Regions from separate parts of the Mus musculus genome. Here region 2 is linked to region 1. A link is a contact called in ENCODE POLR2A ChIA-PET data. All regions are on one chromosome and are shown on one strand. The core of a region is the stretch at or near the end of the contact, and the rest is flanking DNA. Distances in the headings are between cores, read along the strand shown.

What was found. ChIA-PET counts read pairs that join two places held with the same protein, here RNA polymerase II (POLR2A).
Region 2: POLR2A ChIA-PET joins it to region 1 with 14 read pairs in embryonic stem cell. The contact joins the enhancer-like site here to the promoter of Fignl1 in region 1. POLR2A ChIA-PET finds 5 or more read pairs at or near these places in 4 of 5 experiments (Patski and embryonic stem cell).

What each region holds. Positions count from the first base shown.
Region 1 is chr11:11,807,621-11,812,869 of GRCm38, forward strand. It overlaps Fignl1 (fidgetin-like 1), which reads right to left and starts at 1,342. Exons shown (of 3, transcript NM_021891.3): 1 at 1,275-1,342.
Region 2 is chr11:11,853,287-11,858,214 of GRCm38, forward strand. All of the region lies in intron 6 of Ddc (dopa decarboxylase), which reads right to left. Among named protein-coding and RNA genes, the nearest start is that of 1700042O10Rik, 12 kb to the right of the region's middle. Within about 2 kb of position 2,655, at least 1 of the 3 ENCODE cell types and tissues checked has a DNase peak (open chromatin) inside an H3K27ac peak, as active enhancers do.

The DNA of each region.
Region 1 (5,249 bases), core at 92-2,591:
TTTGTGCTTGATAGAAATCTATAAAGTATGGGCAACCGAGTTACATTTCAATTTTCTTTACTTTGTTAATTTTCTGATTAAGAATGTTTTGGTCATTCAAACTAGACAGGAAGCTTCTGCAAACAAGAACTACTTCTCATTGTATTTAGATTTTCTTTAGTACGTAGTTCATGGTATCCACTAAAATGATTAAAAACTGGAGGGCCTACTATATTCCAGACATCATTTTTGAACTTTACAGAACTCTAGTTTACTAGTGGCAAAGTAGCATAGGAATTTAGAACACAGGATCTGAAGCTGTAAGACCTAGCTTTAGACACTGGACATAAAAGTTTTAATTAATTGTAATAAATTGGGGAAGTCTGAGAGCAACTTGCAGGAACTGAATTTTCTCTTTTTACCAGGACAGTTCTTAGGGATTCAGGTCCTCAGGTTCGGCAGCTTTGACCCACTAAGCCATTTCCCAGGCCCTGAATTCTGAATACATAATCTGTTCTTTCAGCAGTGACTCTGAGAATATCTCTTAAGCTATGTCGTCACCTGGGGAGAAACAGCGTGCACCATTATTTAGCTGACAGGTTGTTGCATTATAGGGTCCCCAGAACTTAGAAATATGATAGATTATGAATTATTATTTCTTCCCTTTGGAAGGTTCCCCCCTCAGGCCGTAGCGACTGCGTATGGCCTGGAACCAGTTATCACAACTGAAAAGTATCTTTAGTCCAACTGCTCGGGGTCAGGAGTGTGTCTGATTTCTAGGTATTGACACATACATCAGGTAGGGGACTCCATTCTAAATACAACTCACGTATACTTAAAATATACATTAGCTACATAACCAGACGGTTAACTGTAGATACTATTTTCTGAGCAGGAATGAATTTAAAAAAAAAAAAAAAGTTTCATGATGAGGATGTTATTTTAGGCGTCAAGTTCAGATGCTGGAGCATTTCTGATTTTCGGAGAAAATTCACCTGTGTTAGTATTGCCGAAAGCACGAAACTCAAAATGAGTACATTTAGGTGGCAAACCAGCTACAGCATTCCCAGCAGTCCTAGCGGGGGGTAGCTGTGGCTGACTGACCCCAAACCGTCACGCCCAACGGCGTCCCTCAGCCCCAGCCGCCGTCTGGCCGCGGGCTTCCCAAGGCCACCCTCTCCGACAACCCGAGGCCAAGAACGGACAGAAGAAAACAAAACCAAAGTACACCCGGCATGGCAACCACAGCCTCCGCCCGCCGGCTTAGCGGCGAACAGCAGCCTACCGGGGCCCACCTGTGCTCCCTGCCGGGACCGCAGCCACCGAAAAGCGCGCCTTTCGAAGTGCGCCTGCGCGAAGTGACGGCTCGGCCCGCGTTGCGCATGCGTGTAGAGTAAGGGCGGCTGAGCGCGCGCTGCACGCAGCGTGAGGGCGGAGTCTCGGAAGGCCTGAGGTCACCGCCCAGGCCTTAACGCGGGAATTTGGGTTTCCGGCCCGCGCTCTATGAGGGAGATTTAGCCCGCGCGGTGGCGATAAATCTAAGCAAACCCTTGGCTTCCCGTTCACTGCAGCCTTAATATGTTCTTTTTGCCGAGCTAGGTGCTGCAAAGGCACCTAGGCAGAGGCAGTGAGAGAGGAAAGAAAGCTCAGGAGTGTAGAGAGCACGAGTCCCCTGGGAGGGCGAAAGCGGCCCGGGAGGGGGAAGGGGAGGTGTAGCCTCCGGGCCGCCACTCCAGAGCCTGCCCGCCCCGGCGCCCTCCGGCCTTAACCAGTTCAGCAGCAGCTATCAAATAGTGAGACTCGAATACAGGAAGGTTTAGCAAAGGCTACAGCCAGCATTAGACGGAATACCGAGATTACCGAAGTAGTAGCTGGCAGGGGTCCAGTAAGAACTGAAGAGCTTTTTTTTTTTTTTTTTTTTAAAAAAACTAATCGTAGGTAGCTAAAACATGGACAGTCCTGGAGTCACCGAGGGAACTTTCCCCTCATAGCTTTGGGCCCCACCTCACCCCACCCCCACCTCTCTATTACCAACCAAGACGGCTTGCAATTTGGGGAGAGGTCACCAAGGGTTAGGTTCTTAATTGTTTGTATAGGCATAACAAGCCATTGGGTCAGGCTCCAAGCAGTCGGGAGCTGATTGTCAGAGAGGGGAGAGGAGGGGGGCTGTGCTGGGTTGTTGGGTGGTTTTTTTTTTTTTTTTTTTGGTTTCTTTGTCTACAACCCTCATCGCTAAGCCTGCCTGTTTTCACTGGGAAAACTGTACTTTTCTTTTATTCATCCTATCTCCTTCAAATACTGACCAACACTCCTAACCCTGCTTGCTCTACGGCTCTGGGCATTTTTAATCAGGCTGAAGACCTTCCTTACCCATGCAGCCATTCCCAGGCCTGCATTGTTGAGCCTGCCTGCCTTTCTGACCTTTAACTCCAAAAGCATGGTCTCTTTTCCCCTTATCCGTCTGCCTCCTCCAGAGGCTGCCAACATGTCTAGCTTGTCTTATTTTTCCCCTAAATTCAAAATTGCCTTTCGGTTTCCTACTGAGTCTGGGTTTTGTTTTGTTTTAATTATTTTTTTATAAGACCAGGAATCCTGCAAAAAGCAACATTATTCTCTGGCGTCCGTCTTTTTTAAATTGGCTTTGTTAGGCTCACAACCCAGTGTCTACTGTGGAAGAGTTTAAGGCTTAAGCTATGCAAGTAGTAAACTTGCTGACCGAGAACACAAACTGCTTTTGATAGACTCTATTTTCATGGTCAGAAGTTATTGGACCTGCAAGAAAGAAATTGCCACCTAAGCAGACAGAACTGGTCCTTGGTGGGAGAGCTTCTTCTTGTTTATGTATTTATGAGTTTATAACCATAATCTCAGACAATGCTTGTTACAGTTCAGCTGGCTAATTTGTTTTGATCAGAGAAAATAAAATGATCCCAAATAATATGCATCCTCTGCCAGAAAAATTGTGTTTGTAAGCTAGCAAGATGTCTCAGGTAAAGGTATTTATTTCCTGTGCAACCTTGGTGGCCTTAGTGTGGCTTCCAGAACCCACGAAAAAGTGGAAGGATTCAAAACAACTCCACACAGTTGTCCTTTGACTTCTAGGCACATGTCCTTTCCCCACAAACACACAATAATAAGTGTTTATAAAACTGTGTTTGGCCGGGCATGGTGGCACACGCCTTTAATCCCAGCACTCGGGAGGCAGAGGCAGGCAGATTTCTGAGTTCGAGGCCAGAGGTCTACAAAGTGAGTTCCAGGACAGCCAGGGAAACCCTGTCTCAGGGAAGAAAAAAAAAAACTATGTTTGTAAGCAATGTGAGAAGTGGGCTGTTGTAGAGATAGGAAAGAAGATGGGACAAAATTAAATCTGTCTCTTTTTCTGAGATTCCCCGAGTACAGTTGGATCCTGAAATCCACTTCAAACATGCCTTGGTGAAAGAGGACCCGTGAAGATTGGAGATGTAGCCAGCCATTCCTCGGATATACAGTCTAACATGAATGGAACATACAGTCCTAATGAAAAGTTTTCATTAGACGGTGCTCTCCCCTACGACCAGAGGCAGAATTTTAACAAGTCTGACAAAGTTCTCGTTAGCCTTTATATTCCCGAACGGGGCAACCTTCACTCTACAAAACAGAACAAGAGCCGGTACTGGGCAGGAACAGAAGGGTGAGCTTCGTAACGCAGGGAGCCGAGCCTGTCGGAAAGGAGCTGACAGGTTGATTCAGCTCACTTCAGCTCATTTCTCTTGTGAGGTTAGAGCAGACTTAGTCAAGCTGAGGTAGTTTGGCCTCTGGCTGCTGTGAATTTGCTGTGTTTAGGAAAAACTGGTCCATGTGTGGACTCTTCTGCTTCTAGTTTGAACAGGCTATGGGGTCATGCCATAATTCTTCTTGTGACTGTTTATTGCATGTCTGCTTTGGGGAACAACACAAGTTTCTTTAAAAAGACCTTTTCAAATATTACCAGTTTATGCAAGCAACTTACTTTGCTAGTAATTTTGTATTGTTTTTCCCATTACTTTTTACAAGGGTAGGTTATGGCACACAGAGAGAAGTGCTCAAGAAACAGATTTTGATACCAAAGAAGTAAACACTATTAATATTTGGGAATTTATATTATTCATTTAAAAAAATTAATACAGCAATCATTAGGCCAAAATGCTATTGGGTAAGTACCATGTTTCCTCAAATGTGAACTTTCTGAGTAGAATACCAGTAATACCATTTTTGAGTTTATGCCATTGATTGGATTCAATCAATGTTAAAAGTTCAATCCTGCCTTGCCTTGGGGTCTTGTCCTATATCCCTTTCCCAGGTCCTTCTATCTCGGCCTTTTCTGTGTGCTGACTCGTATTCAGTCAGCCTGACTTGGATCTCCAGTTCCAGGAAGCCTTTTCTCTGCTACGTTCTAAACAAGAGATGTTCCAGGATAAGCCTTTTGTTGGCTGTCTGCTGTGTCCAGATAAGTCTAGGGCTTTCTCAGCTCCAGGTTGAAGTGCCTGGAATCAGTGAAAACCTGAGGTCTAGCATCACGCATCACTGCCACCAGAGGTCACTGTGCTCCAGTGAGCAACTGCAGTAGGCACAGATTTAAATGCACTTGCTACGCGTCCCGGCATTCTCAATTCGCTTTTGTTTGGTTGGTTTTGATTTTTCAAGACAAGGTTTCTGTGTGTAGCCTTGACTGTCCTGGAACTCGCTTTATAGGTCAAGGTGGCCTTGAACTCAAGAGATCTGCCCACCTGCCTCTGGCTTCTAAGCACTGGAAGCAGTAAAGCACTAAAGCACTATGCCTGCCTGGCTTTGGAATACTGACTTCTATCTGAATAATGTATAGTTGGGATCAAAGGCAAGGTTTACCCAGGAAGATAAATGGATCTTGTCCCATAAGCACCAAATCCCAACCCCCACCCCCCACCCCCCACTGCCATGCAGCTTACCTCATAGAATTTTTCCTTTTTTTTTTTTTTTTTTTTTTGTTTGTTTGTTTTTTGTTTTTCGAGACAGGGTTTCTCTGTATAGCCCTGGCTGTCCTGGAACTCACTTTGTAGACCAGGCTGGCCTCGAACTCAGAAATCCGCCTGCCTCTGCCTCCCGAGTGCTGGGATTAAAGGCGTGCGCCACCACGCCCAGCTATGGAATTTTTTAAATAGGTATTGAGTTGCTATTTTTAAATGTGGATAGCAGCACCTGGCATAGAGTAAGTGCGGGTGTATGATTTTGTTAACTGGGAGGAAGCGCTTCTTCCTGTTTCTAGGGCTGGGTGT
Region 2 (4,928 bases), core at 1,405-3,904, 47 kb after region 1:
TGGCAGGGTGGAGAGGTGGAGGATTTGGGTGGAGATGAGAGATGGGAAGCTGTGATTTGAATATATCATACAAAAATAACTCTATTTTCAATTAAAAGTGAAAACTTTAAAATATTAGGGGAAAATTCCAGAAACTTCCAGTGAACCCACTTTAATCTGCTGGGCATAGAGTACCATGTGCTGAATCCTTTAATAATATGATGTGTGGACATTGTTTTAGAAATTAGAAATACTTAAAGTATGTAGGAAGGTACCAAGGTTATATGCAAATGCCATGGGCTTTCTTCTAAGGCTCTTGAGCATCCACAGGCCTCCTGGAAACAATATCCTGTGGATAGTGAGAAACAACTGTGCTCACAAACCTCTCATTTCTGCACATTTTCCACAAGCCCAATGTATATATTGAATGTAAACATTTCATTACAAAAAAAATTAAACTGAACACAGTAATGCAGGAAACTTGAGAGGGTGCTGGTTAGTTTTTTGTCAACTTGACACAAGGGAGTGTCCTGTGGGAATAGGGAACCTCAACTGAGAAAAGGCCTCCATCAAATTGGCCTGTAAGCAAGTCTGTGAGGGCATTTTCTTGATTAATGTGTGATGTGAGAGGGCTAAGCTCACTGTGGGAAATACTACCTCTGGGCAGATGGTCTGGATTGTTTAAGAAAACTGAGCAAACCATGGGAATGAGCCAGGAAGGAGGACTGCTCGTGGCCTTTGCTTCACTCCCTGCCTCCAAGTGTCTGACTTGAGCTCCTTCCCTGACTTCCTTTCATAGGCACAGAGCCATTTTTTTTTGAAGGCTTTTTTATTTTTTTACTTTTAATTACACATAGATATGTGGATATGTGTGTGTCAGAGACCAGAGGGGGTGTCAGGTTTCCTGTGATCTGCCTGAGGTGGGTTCTGGGAATTGAACCAGTTGCTCAGGAAGAACAGCCAGAGATCTTAACCACTGAGCCATCTCTCCAGCCCTGCCCTTGACTTCCTCCGTGATGGACTGTAACTGGGCTGTGTAAGTTAAATAAACCCTTTACTCCCCAGCAACCACGTGGTGGCTCACAACCATCTGTAATGAGATCTGACGCCCTCTTCTGGTGTGTCTGAAGACAGCTACAGTGTACTTACATATAATTAATAAATCTTTTAAAAATGTATCATCATATATGATCTGAAGCAAAGTTACCTCTGGGCAAACAGGATTATACAAAACGTTCTCAACTTGATATTAGCCATGAGTCTCGTGGTAAATAATAACAAATGAATCTGAAATAACCAAGACAGCATGGTCTTAGAAACAGCAAGACAGGGCTGGAGAGATGGCTCAGCAGTTCAGAGCACTGACTGTTCTTCCAGAGTTCCTGAGTTCAATTCCCAGAAACCACATACTGGCTCACAACCATCTGTAATGGAATCTGATGCCCCCTTCTGGTGTGTCTGAAGACAGGGACAGTGTACTTATATACATAAAACAAATAAATCTTTAAAAAGAAACAAAGAAAGAAACAGGAAAAAAACAACAACAGACCAATGGTCCAGAAATAGGTCTACATGTAAGCCAGGCAGTGGCTAAAGGAGGAGAAATGGTTGTTTAATGAAGGAAGTATAGTCTTTCAACAGACCATTCTGGAACAATGGCCCATCACAAGACTCACATATGCACACCCTCAAAGGACTCTAAACATATTTCACTCCTTTCACAAGACTCGGCTGAAAATAGATTATAGATTTAAGTATACCGTAGGAAACTACAAAGCGCCTAAAATGTAACACTGAGGAAAATCTATCTGGTCATGGTGTTGAATCAGTTGGCTGGAGTCCTTTTGTTCTGTTTATACAGAAATAATGTGTAGCCAAGGAGACAACCTTCAAATTGTGGGCCCCTTTGTTTCCCTCGGTGTTTTGCAGCCTTGAGTGATGGCAGCGAGCAGGTGGGAGCAGCAGCAGGTGGTACCTTCTAGTGTTACAGTCTTCATGCATGCCTTGCATATTGGGACTCTGAGCCCTGTACGTGCTACAGCTCTTGTGTAAACCTAGAAAGCTGGCATTTTTCAGCCCTTGCTTGTAATTAGGGTTGAAGTTTGTGGGCAGCAGGAGTATAAGGATTTCTCAGCTCTTGACAGCCACCAGTGTCACAAATCTTGTGTAGCCAAGGAAGTTGGGATTCCTGAACCCCACACTCTGGCCAGTGTTTCCATGCTAGCCCCGGGGCCTCTGAGACCCTTGGTCCTAACGACCTGACAGTCCTCTGGAATTCCTCTGGCAAGCAGGGCCTGCAGTTTTTCTTTTCTGACACCTTATGCCCTTTTCTTCTTTTTTGGTCTCAGCTGCCCACTACATCACAAAGAGTACTTAAAGACTGTTTCATTAACACTGAGAGCGTTGTTTTCTGTTTTGTTTTGTTTTAATAGTGTTTAGCACCACTCCGAGGAGGGAAAGGTCCTTTGCACTGTAATGGCTAATAAACTTTTATGTGTAACACCAAAGGTCTGATCTGTGGAAGAAATGGATAAATTGCACCTCACTAAAATTGTCTCTCTTCTTCAGTCCTTCGTGTCCCACCCTAGCAGCTCTCAGACCGTTCATCCGATTCTTCTTCCGCTGTCAAGCAGCTGCCTTGCCTCCCTCACCGCCCAGCCTGCCAACTTGCTCAGCTGTCGCTGCCTCTGCCACTCGGCCGCCTTGGCCATCCTGGCAGCTCTGCTCTTTCTGTTGCTCAGCCTCACTACTAAAAGGAAAGCCCACTGGAGAGAGCCCTTTCTTAGGCCTAATGTGGCCACACCAGGGAAGGCAGCACAGTACAAAGCATCGAGGCTGATAGACTTAGTGAGCTGGGAAGCCGGAGAGTACAACCCGAGAAGAGGCATTAAGGCAGAAACTGCCATTTGTTTTGAAGCAATACGACCTTGCTTCTTAGCACCAATCACCCACTGAGACCTGTTTTTGGATCAATCACAACCTTGTCTCTTTACCACCAGTCAGAGCAGTTTCTTTGCTAGGCCAGTGTGGTGGTTTCGTTTTGTCCTACGTGGAAATGGTAACAGAGTTATAGAGATATAGTTTATGGAAGGAAGCCTGGGAGAGCAAATAGGCTGGCATGGACTGTTTCAAACAGCACTGCCTGACTGAAGCTATATTCTTCAGTTAGTTGGGGCAATCAACTATGGCAGTCTTTAGTTTTCTCAGGGTGTCTGTGAACTAATTGTTCTCAATGGTTGGCACTGGCATAAGGGGAGTTGACTTTTTGATTTGACAATTCTGTTGCAGCTAAGGCAGCAAGAGAGAATCTAACACTGCTAATTAGGGAATCAAATTGGGCCATTCTTCTGCATGTTTGATTATGAGAAAAGGGACATAACAAAGAGTACTTAAAGACTGTTTTGTTAACACTGATAGTGTTGTGTTGTGTTGTGTTGTGTCTTAATAGTATTTAGCACTACTCCAAGGAGGGAAAGGTCTTTTTACGTTGTACTGGCTAATAAACTTTTATGTGTAACACCAAAGGTCTGGTCTGTGGAAGGAATGGATAAATTGTACCTCACTAAAATTAGATATCTGTCTCACCAAAGACAAAAGACCCAAATTCAGAGACTAGAACAACAGGCTACAGCCTGTGAGAAGACATCTGGGAAACATGCAAGTCAGCATGGAAACTTTCTGTTCTATTTTTTAATCTGCGAGCCTGCCCTGTGACTTGAATGTGGAATGTCCCTCACAGGCTCATGTATTTCAACACTCACGCAGATGGCGGGGTGGCTTTAGAAGGTGGCAGGCTATTTGGGACATGGGGCCTAGCTAGGGGAAGTGGGTCATTGTGGGGCAGGCCTTATGGGTTCCTGGCTGGCTCCCTTCTAGCCTCAGCTCTCTGGTTTTTGACTGCTAATGTGATTTAACAGCTGCCTCACATTCCAACTGCCCTCCAAACAGCCCCTGCTGCCATTTGATAGCCTGTGTTCCTTAAACCAGGAGCCAGAATAATTCCTTCCTCCTTGAATTATTTCTGTTAGGTATTCTGTCAAGGCAGCAACCTAAAACTGCTCTAACAAAATCAATCTGTTACAAAAAAAAAAAAAAAAAAAAAAAAAAATCAACCCAGGGTTGACACTGATGACTGCCGGGGGAGGAGAGTCGGCTTTCCTTAAGAGTGCGGCCCCTAATATGTCAACTGTGCTCCACTGGACGGTCTTACCCCCATGAGTATCTGGACAATGCAAAACAGACTCAGTGGGTTATTTAAAATAATAATAATAATAAAATAATAATAATATAAACAGACACAGGCTTGTGAGTGGGTAGGGAGACGTGAGTAATTTCCGAAAATAATTAGGGAGAGGAATTGGGGTGAATATTATCAAAATGCATTGTACAAAATCCTCAGTGAATTCATAAAAACAATATATTTAAAATTTTTTAAAAAATTAAGAATCAACACAGGAGCTGGAAAGATGGCCAGTATCTAAGAGCACATACTGTTTTTGCAGAGGCTCCAATTTCAGTTTCTAGGAACCATCATGGGGCAGCTCACAGCCACTTGTAACTAACTGTAGCTCTAAAGGAATCCAGTACCTTCTTCTGGACTTTGAAGGCACCTGCTCACGCACACATACACGTGCACACACTTAAAAAATAATTTCACATTTTACTAAAAACGTGTGGATGGCGAATATCCACATGAAAAGATATTTAACATTGTTAGTCACCAGAGAAGTGATTATTATGTCCCTAGGAGATGTTATTATACCCCTATCCATAGAACTACAACCAAGAATAAATGAATAGAATAAGAATAGTGGGACGACAAGGCAGTCTATTAATTTCTTATAAAAAGTATCCCAAAGAAATGGAAGTACTTCTCTAATCAAATATCTGTGCATTAATGTTCACAGATGCTGTCTGTGCATGGGTGGAAAATGGGAGCAACTAAAGTA